Regions from separate parts of the Mus musculus genome. Here region 2 is linked to region 1. Evidence: chromatin loops called from intact Hi-C (ENCODE). Cell type or tissue: heart. All regions are shown on one strand. Each heading gives the region's core, and the rest is flanking DNA. Links, peaks and the distances in the headings are about the cores only.

What was found. Peaks named below come from ENCODE experiments on the same cell type or tissue, not always from the same donor. Only the 100,000 strongest peaks of a DNase experiment are listed, where the experiment ranks them.
Region 2: it touches region 1 in a loop (3-fold over the local background); 2 of 42 quality-filtered maps call a loop at or near these places.

What each region holds. Positions count from the first base shown.
Region 1 is chr16:24,280,590-24,285,964 of GRCm38, reverse strand. The region is part of intron 2 of Gm38456 (a long non-coding RNA gene); the gene reads left to right. Among named protein-coding and RNA genes, the nearest start is that of Gm38456, 13 kb to the left of the region's middle. In heart, for the core only: a CTCF peak has its summit at 3,359; DNase peaks (open chromatin) are centred at 3,484 and 4,214; H3K27ac peaks cover 1,120 bases.
Region 2 is chr16:24,487,221-24,492,595 of GRCm38, reverse strand. The region is part of intron 3 of Lpp (LIM domain containing preferred translocation partner in lipoma); the gene reads right to left. Among named protein-coding and RNA genes, the nearest start is that of Gm24440, 83 kb to the right of the region's middle. In heart, for the core only: CTCF peaks have their summits at 2,515 and 4,561; DNase peaks (open chromatin) are centred at 1,645, 2,545 and 4,635; H3K27ac peaks cover 4,743 bases.

The DNA.
Region 1 (5,375 bases), core at 282-5,281:
AATTGAATTAAATTTAATCTTTACTGGAAATATAGGGGTAGGAGGTATGGCTGTTTCAATATTCTAGACCAGCGGTTCTCAACCTCTGGGTTGTGGGGGTTGCAAGGATGGCATATCAGATATCGTGCATCTCAGATATTTACACTAAGATTCATAACAGTAGCAAATTTACAATTACGAAGTAGCAGCAACATTATTTTATGGTTGAGGGTCACTACAACATGAGGAACTGTATTAAAAGATCTCAGCATTAGGAAGGTTGAGAACTGTTGCTCTAGACCTAAATACTCTTTAATCTTCATTTCTCCAAGATAAAAGCAGGAATGGCACGTGCTTTCCCTACTTTCGAGAACCAAACCATAACTTATGAGTCGCTGACAGGGTTGAAGAGATAGATGTAAATTCTGTTTCCTCTCCTTCACACACTGCTGTTTGACCAAAACTAAGGGAGTTGCTGAAGGAGTTGGCAACCTGAATTCTCCCCCAGGATCTAGGTTCTGATGGATAATTTTATACACAGTAGTCTTTCTTGGACTTTGATTTACTCAGTTTCAATTTAATTCATTCTTAAGGCTTTAGTCACCCTTAGGCCTCAGGGGTTCTTTAAAAGAATCTGCTTTGGGCGTCACAGTCAAGGAAGAAGAAAGAATTTTCTAGGTGGAAGGGCCCTGCATAAAGCCAGTGTATATCAGTGAATTAAGTGTCTTCCCATGAACACAATCAGGGGATCTTTTTTTTTTTTTTTAATTTTCTCTATGTCTTAAAAAAACTAATATGAGATTAACAGTCACTTATTACAAAAAAGGTAGATGTGTCTTGTTACATGCAGAGTTTTTAAAAGTTAGACTTTGTACTTAATGATGAAGAACAGTGTTCAGACAATCAATAGTCATTAAAAGTAGCTAAGGGGACACTGATGGAACTGAGATTTTCTTTTTTTGAGGTCATTTTGCTGTTATGACAGTGCAGGCTGAAACAGTGATCAGTATAATGTGTGGACTCATTTTCTTGTGACGGCCCTAGAGAGAACCATTTTGGTGTGATTACTAATAATATAATTTTGTGTTCACAAGGGTGTTTCTGCAATGACAATAGATTACTCAGTTGTCCTAAATGGAAATATTGTTTTGTCTGGATTCTTCATTTTATTATTTTGGTTTTTATTTTTTATCTTTACTTTACTTTTTGAGAAATGATGGTCCATAGAAGAGAAATGACTTCCCAATCCACTCAGAACCCGACCAGCTGCCAAAGTCCTTGTCTTTGTACCTGGGAAGGAAGGAGAGGGGACCATAGTGAGAGGATGGTTCCCTTCTCTTCTCCTCTCCTCTCCTCTCCTCTCCTCTCCTCTCCTCTCCTCTCCTCTCCTCTCCTCTCCTCTCCTCTCCTCTCCTCTCCTCTCCTCTCCTCTCCTCTCCTCTCCTCTCCTCTTCTCTTCTCTTCTCTTCTCTTCTCTTCTCTTCTCTCCCATGAAGTAATTCCTCAGCAGGAGCCAGTCCTCACCCCCATCCTTCTTGATTTCCTGGAAAGTTATCAGTAATGGCTTAGTGCCAGTGGCTATGACAGAGATGGGGTGTGAACATTACCGGAACCTAGAGAAGAAAGCATTTCGTGTTTTTTTTTTTTTCTGTAGTCAAGAGAACAAGCCCAGAGGGAGCCACACCATCTATTAATGTAATTAGGTCTTGTTTGCACTTCCTTAGCCAGGACCAGCGTTGACTTAACTCACTACCTTTGGAGGTAAATGATGGAGGTATCGTCATTAACCTTATCCAGCTGAGAAAACAAGTTCCTTTCAGATGATTGACTTGGTTTAGGCTCCCCACCTAAGCATCAGTAATGAGACTAAAGCTTAGTCTTACATTTCCTTGCTTAGCATCCCCTATATCTCTTATTTCCTGCAGTCTGCTTTGAGGCATTTCCAGTGCACAGTCCCCATAAGAAATGTCTTCTTGACATTCAAGCAACTACATTCTGATGTTAGAACCCACGGTAGATTTATCTTCCCTTGGCTCTGTGGATAGTGGTATTAGAATATAGTTCATGATCAACCAGAGACTATTCTACAAACACCACCACCATGTAATGAGTGTATGGATGAAGGATAGGGTATTTTATCAGGAGAGAAGACTTTTGCCTTTAAAATAGTTTCTGGGATGTGAAGAGTAAGAATGGGCTGTGCACAGCAGCTAACTGTGCAGTGCTTGCAAATCACTGACCTGTGACTTGCAGAATCCTATTTTAGAAAGATTTGTACTGTTAAACTGAAGTTCCTTATTTGGAACTCACAGCATCCCTGAGCAGTAAGAATCCATCTCTTGACAAGATATGTAGGTTCATCCATTATCATAGATGCAGAATGGATGCAGGGTCAGGAACCCCAGAGAAGGTCTCAAACTGTAGCTGACCCATGAGTAAAGCACTTTTCCAAAGGGGGAGGGTGTTCAATGTTCTTAAATGACAAATTTGTGATGGCATTAATTAGTGTGCCGAAACTTCTAAAGCCACTAACTAGATCTTCTTGTTTTTTTCTGTGAGTGCTGTGGTAACCTAGTGTGTGTATACAGAAGTGGGGCAGGCAACTTAGAAACCCTTTATCGATATGCTGTGCTATCATATGACAACCTTGGGCTCCACGGTGTAAATGAGGGGCTAGGTGCCTTCCAGCCTTCAAGAGATACAGGTTGCCCTTTCCCTGGAGTTTGCAGTCACTCTACATTTCAGAATACGGAACTGGTGAGATGGGACAAAGGTCGTGAGAATCTGAGGTGAGAGCATCCCAGCACATCATGTTATATGAAAGTGTCCTTCATGATGCTGCCCACTGGTGCACAAAACGTAATATTTTACAAAATATTTGCACAACCACTGTGTCTTTTGGTATGTTGGGCATTCAGATACGGGCCTTTAATGAAGTACTATGAAAAACTGCAAGGGGGTACCTGCAAATATTGGGAAGACAAAGCGAAAGGACCCACCCCTGTCCCCCATGAGGAGGAGAGAGAAACCTCCATGGAGTAGAGGCCACTCTGACGCGTAAGTGGATAAATCACGCACCGGAAGCACAAACCTAAGAGGATAGAGGCTGTGGAGGAATCAGGTCTTTTGGGTAATAAACGTCAAGTTTATCAAGTCGTGATGTCCAGGCTGTGAGCTAACTGGTTTCGAATACAGTGCAAAAAAAAAAAAAGACCCTAGGCCATTCGATACTCATTTTCCAGGAGAGGAAGTAGGCTCTAGAAGTCAGGACCTTTGCTAAAGTCACGCTTGTATGTAAGGTAACCCCAGGGCAGTCGGGAGCTCAGCATAGAAGCTGTTTTTTGCTACCCTGTGCTGCCTCCAGCAGGCCTGAGCCACCGCCTTCCTTGCGTGGGAGAGGCCTCCAAGCTGTTTTTCCTGAGCCAGTGGGGCTGGCTCTGGCAGAGAGTGGAAGTGGGTGGGGTGGGGGCTGTGAAGCAGAGGAGGGGCCTAACAACAAGGGCTACATTCAAGGCCTGCACTGGAGCCGATGGAGGAGAATGGAAAGCTACAGTCTCTTGGAGCCGTCCAGCCTTGGCAAGGCAGCAGGGGCCTTATAAGGAAATGTTGTTCCTTCTCAGCCAGTGGGACTGGGATAGAGCCCTAGGCTTTCAGGACAGAGCTGCCCTTGTGGCGGGAGGCTGGGGGTGCCACCCTCCAAAGCTCTCAATGGGCCACTTCTGCAGGCTCAGCATTCCCTCTCAGCCTGGGGAGCTGCAGCCCCTATTCCCCATACCCACCCACTCCTTAGTGCCCAGCGCTGATTGGAGGAAAGAGGAATAAAACAAACAAACAAAACAAAGACTTGGCAAGGTCCCTGGCCTCCTTGCTTTTTGACACTGAATTACCCAGAAAACGGATTGAAATCAAACTCTATCTTTTCCCTGATGGATGCACAAGTAAAGGGATCCCTCGTTGACCTGCTGGCCTCTCCAGCACCTTGTCTCTCTGTGAACACAAGAATTAGCACCTGGCTTAGTCTGGTGCAGAAGGGCAGGAGGCTGAGATGCGGCAGGATGGAGCCTTATGCCCCGAGTGAATCTACCTTTTTCCATCTCCCACAGGAAAGCAGGAGGCTTTGGAACCCACAGGAGAAGGTGATTTTCCTCAGCTGCCTCACCTGGGCCAGGCAGGCCGGTGGGCCTTCGAGAGTCAGAAGTGTATAGAGGAAAAACACAGACTCCCCAGACACAGAACTGACTCTTGTTGGGAAACAACAGTAAGCATTACTCAGCCCCTGGAAAGAGGCCTTTTCTGCAGCCAGGCAAGGGAAGCCCAAGAAGACCTCACTCAACTTGATATTGAACTTGCCAGGGGTGTTGAAGCAGAAAAGATGTTTAATGTGGCCTTTTGCTTTGATCGTTCAGACAGGCAGAGACCCATGAAATCCTGGAGCTAAGAGACTTTGAAATATCCCACTCTCTTCCTAATGCTCCGATTCCCTTCCCAGCCTCCTTATTAGGGCACCACAGCCAACAGCCAGCATGTGCGTCTGTGACCATGCTCTCTGGCCTTCAAGAAGACTGTCTAGTATCTAAAGATCACCCCTCTTCCCCTCACCCAGAGTGCCAGTCATTGTGTACAGAGCAAAGCTATGAGAAGCATACAGGAGACACACCGATAAGACTTCAAACCCTAGTGAAAACACAGGGTTTTGAAGTGGAAAAGTCCTCTTGACCACACTAAAGTCTTAGTCAGGGTTTCTGTTGCTGTTTTAAAACACCATTGACCAAAGTCAATTTGGGGAGAAAGGATTTACTTTATCTCATACTTCTAGATCAGAGTTTATCACTCAAGGAAGTCAGGGCAAGAACTTGAGGCAGGAACCTAGAGGCAGGAGCTAATCCTTGGAGGAATGCTGCTTGCTTCCCATAGTTTGTGAAACCTATATTCTTATAGACTTGGGACCACCAGCTCCAGGGTTACCACCACAGTGAGCTGGGCCCTTCCCACATTCATCATCAACCAAGAAAATGTCCCATAAGCTTGCCCACAGGATAATCTGATAGAAGCATTTTCTCTGTTGAGGTTCCCTCCATCTTCCCAAATTACTCTGGCTTGTGTCACGTTGACGTAAAAATTGCTGGCACACTAGATGTTCAGAAGAATCTGTGAGTATAGGTGCTATAGACAAGATTATGTTTGGGGTGAAACAAAAGGTAAGATTTCTAAAGTGTCCTTTTGAGAGAGTGGAAAGAGTGAATGTAGTTTCTAGAGGAAGAAACCAACTTGGGCAAGACTCAGTTGAAGGGAATTTTGGGCTCTGACGGTGCCTACGGGGAGATAGGCAGGTTAGATACAAGAGGGAAGGAAGGGCTTACAGTTGAAAAATAGGCAAGCAGGATATCTCAGGAGGC
Region 2 (5,375 bases), core at 190-5,189, 210 kb before region 1:
TGAGGAGATGAAACCCATGTCTACCTTCCACTGCCTGGATAAATTCAGCCTGAAGTTTCCCTAAAAGCAGCTTAGAAACTGCACTATTCTTCTCATGGGTACGCCTATGACAGAGGCTTTTGTCCCCAGCACTGGAGCAACGGCTTCCTGAGAGTATCCCTGTCACTGCAGTGTTATAAACAGCTATGATGGACTGGCCAGCAGCCCAGTAGTTTCCAAGATAGGCGAGTCTAGACTTAGGTATGAAGGCCTGAGGAATGCTGGGTATCGAACCTACTGAGAGAACTGTCCAGAGAAGGCCAACAAGGCTAACACTTAGCCCATGTGGGCCCATCTGCACAGATGCCAAGTTCTCAGGTTTGGGAGATGGACAGAGGCAAAAGACAGAAGGCAGGGCACAGTCACCAAGTCTCCACATGAAGCATTTAACACAGTGGCTTCTATAGTGGGTCCCATGGAGACAAACCAATGTGGACGGCCGACTTAGCCCAGGGTAGAAGCCAAGGAGATTTTTGTTAAGAGTTTTTAAAAATGGATCCCAGTGAGAGAAACAGAAAACACTGAGGCTAAAGGATTTATCAGCCCTATCACAACCAGTTGAAACCTTCAGAATAAGCAGCGTTGTTCAGGAAAAGGCCTTCTGTCTCTAGGCAGGACCCTAAAGGAAAGAGCCAAGCTGTATGAGGAGACATGTCTGACTCCTCAGATGCTTTGTGGAATACCAAGGGGAAATCTCTCATAGGTAGCCACAGTGTGCATGGGTTCTTCATTCCTCCTTCTATGTGCCAAAGTGGACATTATCAGCTCTAAGCAAGTGTGGCCGAAGGTCAGTCAGGACCCTTTAACCTGCCCAGTGACAGCAACAAAAAGTGCTACATAAGTGAGTCAGAAAATACTTGGGGAAGCACTACTCAGCTGGATGCATGAAGAGCCACCTACACTGCGACCACTGGAGCTGTCCTGACTTTCAGGACATGCAGAAGCCTGGGTTTTAAAAAGATGAGGGAGCCAGATAAATAAATAAACAGAAATCTCCCAGTGACTCATGGAAGCTATTAGTGAGAAAGTTATGCTCACAATAAAAACTTGATATTCTCCCTTCTCTCGCCTTCCGCCTCCCAGCCCAGAAGACACAAGCCCAAGAGGAAAAGAGGGTTCCAGGGACAGGTGCATGCTGACAGCCCCGTGAGAGCAGGGTGTTCTGTCTGTCACTGGGGAGGACGTTGACGGGGGAGTCATTGTTCCAGTTCTTTTGAGACTTTAATAAACAAGAGAGAGAAATAGCTCTCTTGTCCCAGCCCTGGTTTTATATCTGGTCCCATTTGGTTACGCATTTGGTAGTGAGCAGTTTGCTACACATCCAAGGGTTGCAAGCACCGCGGTCGCAGGCACCGCACAGCCTTTCCATCTACAAAACGTATCATCTGTCTGTGAGGCAGGAGGCCCAGCTGGAAAAAGCCAGTTCTGTGCGTTCAGCTAGAAAGCACCTTCTTGTGCTCGCTGTCAAAATAATTTTGTATTAAACTTCTGGGATATGTGACTAATGTGCTTGGAACCCTTTCGAGCGACTGGCTTATTTATTTAAGGGAGTGGAGGGCTGTGGCTGCAGCTGCTGGGGGTGGCTGGTGACAGAGAGAGAGAGGAGGGGGAAGAGGGCGGGAGAGGAGGACAACCACAAGGGCTTGCACTGGGTCAGATCCTAGGGCTCAGTGCAGCGCCAGGGGCCTTGCTGCCACACTTCATTATAGGAGCATGAGAAGGAGCTGAGCCAGGCAGAACAAGGAAAGGAAAGGCCTGTAAAGTCAGGCAGGCACACTGCCCAGAGGTACAGCTGCGTAACCGTTCCTAAAAAGACTGAAATACACAAAAAAAAAAAGGAAAACAGCATACACACACACACAGAGTAATCTTGCAACAGCCCTTCCCCAAATCCACTGTAACAGCTCTGCACAACTTCTAGAAGAAAGTCCCCAGCATTGTAGGAAGGCCCTGGAAAATTTGTTGATTGGAGGCAAATGCCTCACCCCCATGCCCATGCATTCCAGCCTGCCAGTCCCACGTCCCTCTACAAACCTTCATTCCCCTTCTATACTCTTTGGCTTAATTAGAAACTTCTCTTTCCTTTACCAAACTAACAGGCCACTCTCACTCACACAGAGCGCCCAGGTCTGTCACAGCACTGAAGACTCTGCAGCCAGCCTCCAGGGATGCTCAGCTGTAGAGTGATCACAGCTTCCCCCACCACTGAAAACCTTCCCCAAAAGCCAGTATCCAGAGGGCACACACAGCATGAGGTCCTTACAATGGGCATCCCCAAAAGTTCCCTCAAGGCCTGCATCCACATGCAAACATGTGCCCACAGGTGAGTTTCCTTCTTATATGCTCTTGGGCAAACCTTCAACAGTCAATGTTAAGAAACACAAAGAGCTAAAAAACAGTGCACACTGAAAGGCTATGAAACTAACTCCTGCCAAGCCTCTAACGTCAGCTCTTCAAAACAGTCCTGCTCTCTTCCCTGGAACCGGTTGTACCAGGCAGTGCTCCTCTTCTGGCTGCAACTGGACATGGCAAAGGACTGGCGCATTAACGGGGAGAGAGGATTGCAGCCAATAGGAAACAGATGAGCCAAACGCATACGTGCATCTAACACAACCTTTTTTAACCCAACGATAATTGCAGATTTACATCACCTGCTTATCCTGTGTATATCTGTCTGTCTGTCTATCTGTCTGTCTGTCTGTCTGTGTCTGAATCTCAGCAGCCACTAACTGGAATGAAGCTCAAGGGAAGGAAGAAGGCATGCAAGCCTGGGAAAGTGATCAGGACACAGAAACAACAAGGGAGCTGCCGCCTCAGCTCTGCCTTGCCAACCTCCTTCATTGAGGCATCTATGCAGAATTGTTGGCAAAGGAAGTTTCCAGAAAACCATTTTCACTTTCTCTCCACAAACTCCACCTCCCTACTCCACCTCAGACCCACTTCAGGTCACATTTTATGCCACTTAAGGGAAAAGGTTTCTTGAGGGAACAGCTTTATGGTCCAGAGGATATCCTAGTCTTGTTCCATTTCTCAGATGCCACAGCTCCCCTCTCCTCAGCCTGGCCTTGCTGTCATGACAGTGGTGCTCTTGCCCCAGATCCACCCTCTTCCTGACTCCAAAGCTCCTTACTCCTCTCTTCTCATCTCACGGCTCTCTCATGAACCAATGTTGTCTCCTATCATCATGCCTTCTTCAGAGGAAATCAACACCTACAAAGGGTAGCTCCTTATATTCATTCACTACTTGTCCAAGGACCCCACCACTAAGCCCCATTCCCCAGACACCACCACTAAGCCCCATTCCCCAGACCCCACCACTAAGCCCCACTCCCCAGGACCCAACCACTGAGCCCCATTCCCCAGCCCCTCTTCATACTTTTTATTTTGAGACAGGTTCTCATCAAATTATTCAGGATGACCTTGAACTTGCTCTATAGTCCATGCCGCTCTGAAGTTGCCATCCTCCACCTCTGCCTTGGGGTTACAGACCTGCACTAGCTCCTTCTTTTTCAATGAAGGATCATAAGTACTACTAATATGCACCTTACCTTCTATGGCCCCTAAACCCTAGGAGGACAGAGTGAACACGCCCATCAGAAACTCTGTAGTAATGTCCACAGTGACCCGCACAGACACTACATGCAGACTTCAACTAGCTCAGAGAATTATGAAAAGCTGTCACACAGTAGACACCCCTCACACACAGAGAAGTCTATTAAAGGAATGAACAATATATAAATGAAGATTAAATGCATGAAAATTCATAGCATGGCTAATGAATAGGTAAAACCTAGCAGGCAGAAACCCAGGAAAGCAAATAAGTTCAGAGATGAAGGCCACAGCTGAGAGGGCCAGAAGCCTGGCACAAGGAAAAGTGCTATCAGTCACAGATTAGAAAAGGATTTAAGAAGCTAACAGCAGTTCCTATGCAGTAGATTGTAATCGTCTAAGGCCTATGTGCAGATCAGCTCATCTATACCTTCTTAAAATTTGATTTCCTTTTCACAACTAGGAAAATGGAACCCAGGTGGTGTGGTGTCGCCAGCAGGTAAGATGTGTGTTGGCTCTGGAGAATGCTACTAAAAAAAAAAAAAAAAAAAAACTAGCTCTTATGATTCCTCTGTAGATGTCCTGAGTTTATTAGGAGGCAAGAGTAGAGGTGATTCTGTCCCAGGAGCATCAGGAAGCTAAAGTGCTGGGAGCAGAATAGGATCAGCTTTTAGGAGAATTAACAATTCAGGGTTTATGTTTAAAGCTAACTGGTGGGGGGTTGCAGCCTAAACGGTAAACAGACCCCAGCACCACCCCCTCACCTCCCACAGGCAGAAAACACCCGTGCACTGTTATGCACTTAGTCCAACAGCACATGTGCTAATTTTTTTCTGTGTACACTCAGACTCAGAAATTGGATTTTTTTTTTTTTTTGAATAGTTTGTTCCCATCTGGTTTCCGGGCCAAGGATTCCATGGAATCTGCCATGGGGGAACAGCAAGGCTTCAGCCAGGAGTGAATGCACTCTCAGTCTGGCCAGAACACTCGAGAGGCAGCATTGTACATGTACTGAATAGTCACAAAAATAGCTCAGCTAAAGGACATAGAGAAATAGCCTGCACTCTGAGAACCCCCTCTGCCACTGCTTCTATGACCTAGTAAGGAGGTGTCACTGGAGAATGGGGACTGAGTGGGTCTGGAACGGAGCCCAGCTGCCACTTCCGGTTTTAATGTGGCCTTTGCTGTAAGCTAGAGCTCAGCCTTCTTATTTATGAAATGCGGCTGACTCGCACCCAGCACAATCTTCCCTGCCTGTGTAGACCGTGTGAGTGTGACAAGATGTGTATGAGTGTGTGACTGTGTGAGAATGTGTGTGCATATGTGTATCTAAGCGTGTACGTGTGAGTGTGTGCATGAGTGTATGTATGTGTGTGGATATGTATGTCTGAATGCATGAGCATGTGTGTGAGACTATACGTCTGTGAGTGTGTGTATGTGAGCAAATGTGTTTCTAAGAGTGAGAAGATGTGTTTGAGTGTGTGTGTAAGTATATGTGAGTGAGTGTGTGAGCATGTGTGTGTTTGTATATTTGAGTGTATGCATGTCTGAGCGTGTGACCGTGTCTATGAGTTTGTGAATATGAGTGTGTGTGTGTGTGTGTGTGTGTGTGAACATATGTGTCTGAGTGTGTGAGCATGTGTCTTTGAGTGTGTCTGAGTATATGTGTATATGAGTATAAGTGTATGTGTACGTGTGTGCATGTGTATGTGTGCGTGAGTTTGTGAGTGTTTGTGAGAGTGTGTGAGTGCATCCATGTGAGAGAGTGTGTGGGTGAGAGTGTGTGT